Linked DNA regions of Homo sapiens: region 2 is linked to region 1. A link is an interaction called in ENCODE POLR2A ChIA-PET data of the cell type or tissue named here. Cell type or tissue: K562. All regions are shown on one strand.

What was found. Peaks named below come from ENCODE experiments on the same cell type or tissue, not always from the same donor. Only the 100,000 strongest peaks of a DNase experiment are listed, where the experiment ranks them.
Region 2: POLR2A ChIA-PET joins it to region 1 with 5 read pairs; 4 of 35 experiments call an interaction of 5 or more read pairs at or near these places.

Annotation. Positions count from the first base shown.
Region 1 is chr10:74,019,292-74,023,291 of GRCh38, reverse strand. The region is part of intron 1 of VCL (vinculin); the gene reads right to left. Among named protein-coding and RNA genes, the nearest start is that of VCL, 23 kb to the right of the region's middle. In K562, no CTCF peak of the experiment used is centred here; a DNase peak (open chromatin) is centred at 1,931; H3K4me3 peaks cover 805 bases.
Region 2 is chr10:74,108,968-74,112,967 of GRCh38, reverse strand. It overlaps VCL (vinculin), which reads right to left. Exons shown (of 22, transcript NM_014000.3): 18 at 3,812-3,997; 19 at 856-1,059. Among named protein-coding and RNA genes, the nearest start is that of AP3M1, 40 kb to the left of the region's middle. In K562, no CTCF peak of the experiment used is centred here; no DNase peak of the experiment used is centred here.

The DNA of each region.
Region 1 (4,000 bases):
CTGAATACTGTAGGCAACTGTAACACGATTGTAAGTATTGGTGTATCTAAACATAGAAAAGGTACAGTGAAAATATATTATTATCTTATGGTACCATCATCACATATGCAGCCTTTTGTTGAAACCTCATTACCCACAACTGCATTAAAGACAGTGCAGGCAAAGCACGTACACACTAAGCTACAATCCTTTTATCTTCATTCCTCAATAAATATCAAGTTCACTTCTAATGATTCATTAAAGAACAACACAAGTCTATATTTGGTTCATAAATGAAAACCATCTGAAACTAAGAGTTTAGGTGGGAGATATATAACAGCAGAGAGTCCCTGGAGATCTAGAGACAATGTGGGCCAGGCACAGTGGCTCACATCTGTAATCCCAGCACTTTGGGAGGCCGAGGCAGGTGGATCACCTGGGGTCAGGAGTTTAAGACCAGCCTGGCCAACATGGCGAAACCCCTTCTCTACTAAAAATACAAAAAAAATTTAGCCGGGTGTGGTGGCACGCACCTGTAATCCCAGCTACTAGGGAGGCTGAGGCAGGAGAATTGCTTGAACCTGGAAGGCGGAGGTTGCAGTGAGCCGAGATCGTGTCATTGCACTCCAGCCTGGGCAACAAGAACGAAACTCCGTCTCAAAAAAAAAAAAAGACATTACGGACACTGAAGTTTTATTTACTTATTTATTTATTTATTTATTTATTTATTTATTTATCTTTATTCTTATTGTATTTTATTTTTTCTTGAGACGGAGTCTCGCTCTGTCACCCAAGCTGGAGTTCAATGGCGCAATCTTGGCTCACTGCAACTGCTGCCTCCTGGGTTCAAGCAATTCTCCTGCCTTAGCCTCCGGAGTAGCTGTAACTACAGGTGCGTGCCATCATGCCCGGCTAATTTTTGTATTTTTAGTAGAGATGGGGTTTCACCATGTTGACCAGGCTGGTCTTGAACTCCTGACCTCAGGTGATCCACCCACCTCAGCCTCCCAAAGTGCTGGGATTACAGGCATGAGCCACCGTGCCTGGCCTGAAGTTTTAATTTTGAATAACTTCTTGTGTCTCAAAATATTCATCTTCTGTTTTTTTCCCAAAATATTTTTAAATGCAAACACTATTCTTAGCTCCTGGACAGTTAAAAACACAGGCTATAGTTTGCTGACTTCTGCTCTCCATAGAGAAATAATACAATCAGAAAGGGGTTAGGGATGTGATAGCCCTGAAGAGCTAGAATAAGGAATTTAAATTAATCTGGAAGACTGGGGACAAGGCATAGGTTTCTGAGCAAGAACCTTTTGAGATCAGAGCTATACTTAAGAAAGATTTACTTGGCAGTAATGGAAAGGAAGGAGAGATTAGAAGATAACAATCAGCCTAATCCAGACTGGTTGCTTTGAGGAAAAAAAGAAGAAAAAAGATGTAAAAGGAAAGATCAACGGAACATTTGTTGGAAAAAAAAAGAAGAGGAATGGTTTATTTATCTGGCAAGAATAAGTAAAAGGTTCAATCTCTAGACAAGAAGGAGAAAAAAGGAGATTTTTGCATTCTCATTCTCTAGTGCTATCATTATAGTATATAACTTCAGCAGACTAACTGAGGAATTTGCCTTTTTACAGAAGCTTTAGAACAGCCCAAGTTGGAGCTTCCAGTTCAGAGACAGAGTCTTCTGGTATATGTCAGTTGAAATGTGGCAATCATGTTTTGGTTTTACAGATGTAATAGGTATGGTAGTTCCAGAGATGGTTTATTTATTTATGGCCCTGTTTACTCCAGAGAGTTCCCAAATTAGGCAAGAGTATTCATATGGCTTACATAGATATATCATTGCCTTCGGAAGTTTTAAGTCATTCTTCTATGACTCAGAATTTTTATCTATCTTTTCTTGTTCTGACAGGGAAAAAAAAAAACTGCAGTGCTGAAAATGCAACCAATTCAACATTGAAGTCTGTAACTACTCTCATTCTACGGACTCAAATTTGGAAGCTGGGTAGGGGGGTCAGAGAAAGGAGGGGTGGAAACAGACACGAACACAATTAGTTCTAATTCATGATAACAACCATAGTCAAATATTTTAGTAACACAGCAAAGGGAGAGAGCTTCCCTTTGCTGAGCAGCCTGGGAAGAGCTTCATGAAGAGAGTGACATCTGCACTGGGCCCATTCTAATGAGAGAGGAAGGGCAACTCCAGGCAGTGGGAAGAGTACAAACAATAACGAAAAGATGGAGGGGAAATACGGAACTTATTTCTCTTATTTCCAAAGTGGCACATGTTCATTGTTAGGGTAAAAGCACAAACTATGGTCAGAAAAAGTTTTTCATTAAAACAATTATTTAACCTGAAATCCTACCATTCAATCCCGCCACCATTTTAGTATGCACTCTTCCACACATACATCATAAACAGATTACCCTACTGTTTTATCTCTCGCTCTCTTTTTTTTTTTTTTTTTTTTTGAGACAAGGTCTTGCTCTGTTGCCCAGGCCAGAATGCAGTGGGGCGATCATGGTTCACTGCAGCCTCAACCTCCAGGGCTCAAGTGACCCTTCTGCCTCAGCCTCCTGAGTAGCTGGGACTACAGGTGTGCACCACCATGCCCACCTAATTTTTGTATTTTTTGTAGAGACAGGGTTTCGCCATGTTGCCCAGGCTGCTCTCAAACTCCTGAGCTCAAGTGGTCCACCCACCTCGGTCTCCCAAGGTGTTGGGATTACAGGCATGAGCCACCAAGTGATTGACCCTGTTTTTTCTTACTAGCATAGATATCTGTCCCTCCCAGCTTGGAATACATATCAGAGTCATTAAAAAACACTGGCATTCCTGAATTCAAGCCCTTTCCTTATGCGCCATCCTTTGAGCTCTCACTTCAACTAGATTGTGTTTTCTTGCAGCATCTCTCTAGGTGGATCCATGCTACCAGCTATTGTATTTAGTTTTTCTTTTTCCAAGTGAGATCAAAAAGGTTAAGGCATGACTTCTTTCATATTCAGCTTCAATAAAATCATTGATGAGATCTTTTAGATTTAATAAGAATTCTAGGTTTTCTGCCCTGCATCTCAAAGTAAGCTCATTTGCATAATAAAAATATTTGCACTCCGACACCACCAATTACTGGCTCGGGACAAGTTACTCAAATGCTTTCAGCCTTAGTTTCCTTACCTGTAAAATAGAGATAATAACCACATAGTGCTCCCCTGAAAATAAATTAGTAATTTTTTTCTTTTTTTTTTTTTGAGACGGAGTTTCACTCTTGTTGCCCAGGTTGGAGTGCAATGTCGCGATCTCGGCGCACTGCAACCTCCAAGTCCTGGGTTCAAGCAATTCTCCAGCCTCAGCCTCCTGAGTAGCTGGGATTACAGGCGCCCGCCACCACGCCCGGCTAATTTTTGTATTTTTAGTAGAGAAAGGGTTTCACCATTTTGGCCAGGCTGGTCTCAAACTCCTGACCTCAGGTGATCTGACCATCTCAACCTCCTAAAGTGCAGGGATTAGAGGCGTGAGCCATCACACCGGGCCAATTAGTTATTTTTAAAACATTTACTTTACTGATTCATTTTCAAAATCGAGAACACTATGAATCCAAATATAAATTAAGTAATAATGAGTCTATCTCTAGAATTTATCTTTTCTTTTTCCTCCCTCTCCCTCTTGTACTCTACACATGCTGCAGATGTGTCTTTTCTCTATCTGCACTCCTACCACTGCCTGAAGGCAGCTCTTACTACCTCTTGCTTGAATGGATGGCTCTCCAACCCCAGTGTCTCACCAGCGCTCCAATCTATCTTCCTCAATACTACCAGGATTATTTTACCAAAATTTTATACATCAGCTTAAACACCTCTGTTTCGGGAGGGGAACATCACACACTGGGGCCTGTAGGGGGATGGGGGACAAGGGGAGGGAGAGCATTAGGACAAATACCTAATGCATGCGGGGCTTAAAACCTAGATGATGAGTTGATAGGTGTAGCAAACCACCATGGCACATGTATACCTATGTAACAAA
Region 2 (4,000 bases), 90 kb before region 1:
AAGGGGTATGTTAGACAAGGTCCTCTGGGTCTACCTCTTCTAGTGCAGACCTAGGATCATTCCAGGACCCCATCACGTTGGTTAGAAGATAGCATAGTGCCATGGTTAGTGACTACCCATCACTCTTCAAAGCCTTTCTTCTTGCAGCATGCCACCTTTAAAGGGAAAAGTGATCACCCCAATCACCCTACTCTCCAAACTAGCTTTGGTTCATTCCCCAAGGCCAAAGTTCTATGGCGGCCTGTCTTGTGGCCTTGAGTACTCCATTTCCCACTCCCATTCCCTCCCACTGAGATACCTGGACAAGCAGTCAGTGAGGCCCCATTTTCTGTGGACTCCCATCAAGGCCAGCATCTGCCACATAGCCAAGTGCAGGGCAGCAAGCAGTCCTCCCCCAGAGACCCTGCCCTATAAAGCTGCCTCTCCCCCTCATCAACTCTCCCTGAGCCATCAGTGAGGGGTCAGTTGGGAGCAGGCAAAGCTCAATGGTCAGGCCAGGTGACCTCGTAATGGTCTACCATGGTTCCTGACCTGGAAGTCATTGAGAGATGCATTCACGGCTTCCCAAGGGGTTTCCAGCGATGGCCACAAAATCAGTAAGAAAAGGAATCCTTTCCAAAAGTGACCCCCCCCATCTCTCTTCATCCCCTAAACATAAATGCAGTCCAATTAATCTGGCGTTAGCAGACCTATCAAACTTGTGAAGCCAGTCCTAACAACATGGTGCAGACAGACAGATGCCCGCCCTGCTCAGACTCACAGGACCAGCACAGATCATGAGTGATGCAATGTGTCAAGGCTGCACATGGCCGGATGCATATGGAGCAGCCCCCAACTGGGGGTGCTTATCAGTACCTTACTAGACCACTTGGTAGCTTCCCGATGCAAGGACTGAGCCGCGGCCAGAATGGGCTGGTTGACCGGCTGATTGGATGGCATTAACAGCAGCTCAGGTTCGTAATCGTCTTCCATGTCAGGGGGGACAGGGAAGCCAGCAGCATCGGCCGCATCTGCCTCAGCTACAACACCTATACCCACCTCAGCGGCTGGGATGCCCGGCTTTGTCGATGGCGGGAAGGATGAGAAATAGGGATAGTGTTAGTAAGAGCAATACGACTTGGGAAACTGGGCTTCAGCTGGTTTAGTAACCAAAGCCTGCCTAGGATGAGAAAGAAACATGTTCTCTAGGAGCCTTGTGTACCAAGCTTCACAGAAGGGGGAATTCTCAGCCTCCAGCGCCACTCAGCCCAAGCCACTGTGTGGTGAGAGAAGAAAAGGGACTCACTCCAATGGCAAAGGGCTTCTAGAGAAATCTTTACACCAAGAAAGCAAGTGGCATCCATTTCTTTAATATACTTGATACTAAAGTCAAACTTGACAAGAGTGATTCTCACATGAGAATATTTCTGAGGAGCCAAACAACCAAACGATAGTAGCAAATTACCTTTAAAAGGAATCCGGAGAGAAAAAGTAAATGCAGCCACACAAGTTACTTTGTACAGAACAAAGTGAACACTGCTGGATCATATGGTCACTGTTCTACATTTTCCTGGGACACAGGAGGCAATTTGGGTCAGCTCTGCAGCTGCCAGACATAGATTATTTCCTTCATGAGTTAAAAGTCCCAGAATTAAAAATGATACATCAGAGGTAACGAATACCAAACTAGGAAAGAGGCAGGAAAAACAAACACAATGGTGACTGAAGAGAACTTAAGTACCCCACTGTCACCCAGCTGTAAGGAGCCTCAAGAAGCCACCTCGTCAGCCGCCCATCTCAGGGAACACCCACACATCAGACCAGCTCTCTATCCCCTCAAGGTCTTCTGAGGCAAAGCTTCTACCATCTCTTTTTGCATCCATTGCTAGTACCACCTCAGAAAGCTTCTCCTTGGGTACAACCTAAATTGCTTGCAAAATAGGTTCTCACTCACCCCAAACTCTGCTTATCTAGTTCACAGATAGAATAATATGTGAACTTGGCAAGTGACTGCAGCTGAGCTCACAGAAGCTCAGAAGAATGGTGCTCATTTAAGAATGAGAATCATGATGGAGAGAACATGAATTTAGAACCAGGGATGGAGATTATAAAAGCCAGATGCTGAAAATAGACTAACATGGAAAGAAAATTAAAAACTGCCACAATGAAGCCAAACCATTTATACAAAGAATGATGAATACAGGTTCTTTACATCAAACATCTGTACTCAAGAGGAAGTAGTTTATATGGAATTTTCTTTGAGGTTGTTACCACTCCTAAAAGTCTTAACCTGCACATGAAACCTGACTCCAAAGGGTGACGATGTTGGAGGATTCAGGGCCAACAAGGGGTTCAGATACCATCTAAACTCTTTTGCCTAAACTCAACCAAGACCCATCTCTGCTGCTCAGAAGAAAAGCCAGCTCACTGCTGCTAAGGCTCAGAGTCCCACAGTGTACAAAGACAGATAGGTTGACAGACACACGAACAGATATTCCTCCCCAGCCCAGTACACACATGGTTCAAGTAGCTTCTGACTTCACACAACTCAAAGTCAGCAAACTCCTGATCTTGCACACTTCAGGAGATAGACCTCAGGACTTCTGGCCACAAATGGCAGAGTGGGGCAAGTAATGTGGGCCAATGCTGTCTGCTTTTAAGTTTGTTTGTTTTTTTAAATAATTCATGTATATTTTTTGTTCTGCATAGTGTATTTTGGTTCATTGTAATGAAATTTAAATTTCCTTTAAAATCTTCACTGTCACCCTCCCCCACTCCCCATGCACAGTGGGGCTCTGCCACATGCAGTTGGAGAGATACCATTATAAATAATTCTACAGGTCAGGTCCAACACCAGCAAAGTCTCCCTTCCTTCTTAGAACCTGGGCTCACAGCTAACAGTTCAGCAAAATACAGAGTTAAAAACCAATGTGAATTTCCCAGCCTGAAAAAAATCCAAGATCAGCTGCAGGTGCAGGAGGTCCCTGAGGAAATACAATCGACACAAGAGCTTGAAAGCTTTGAGGATGTGTAAAGAATAAAGGCAAATAGGTGGTGGGAATAAAGATCTAGGGTCATAAAAACATTAAAAAAAAGATCTAGGGTCATATTAGAAACAGTTTAGAACTAAGAGCTACCTTTCACTGCAGGGTTAGCAATAATATTCCTCTTATCTAGAAAAGCTACTGCTCACTTTTCATCATTTAGGGGAAAATAGGCAAAAGTTATTCATAGGGCAAGACTGCTGTAGCATCCATATTTTTACCAACCACATTAATATTTACACCTTCAGATTTGCTGAGTAAGAGACAGCCTGGAGCTGTCTTGAGTTGACAGGTGAAATGATTCTGAGAAAGGACAAAAGCACATGGCTTCTAAGATACCAATCTACTTGCTTCTGTGGAAAAAAAAAGAAAATGCAAACATTTCATCTAGCTTTAGCACAGCCCACACAATTCATATTTGGAGCTCTGATCATTAGCAATGTAGCATCTAAAAACATTTGCAGTTCCAAGAAAGATAAGCAATTTCTAAAAGACCCCAAATGCTAAGGTCAAGGCACCTGGCACTCTAATGGACAAAGGACAGGAATCCTCTTCTCAAATCACAGGCACCCTGACTCTGGCTTTTGCAAGCTTGAAGGAGAAACCATCAGGTGTCAGAAACATCTCACTAAAGCACAGGTAAGAAGAGGAATATGCTATTGGCAACACAGGAACCAAAGGAGAGAGAGAGGGTGACTCCAAATAGACTCTTCTTTCTGGGTCTTTCATGGTCCTTCATCCTTTCCGAGAAGACATCCTTTCTCAACAAGAAAAGCTTCACTACTTACCTTGCTGGACCATTTGCGAGCTTCATCATGGAGCTGTCTGGCAGCCATCATCATTGGCTGGTTAATCACCTCCCCGGCCTTCTGCTCAGGGAACTCTTCATCCTTTTCCTCTGGTGGTGGAGGCCTAGGTGGAGGGACCTCACCTTCAGGCAGAGGTGGTTTGGGAGGAGCAAGCTCATCTGTTAGCTA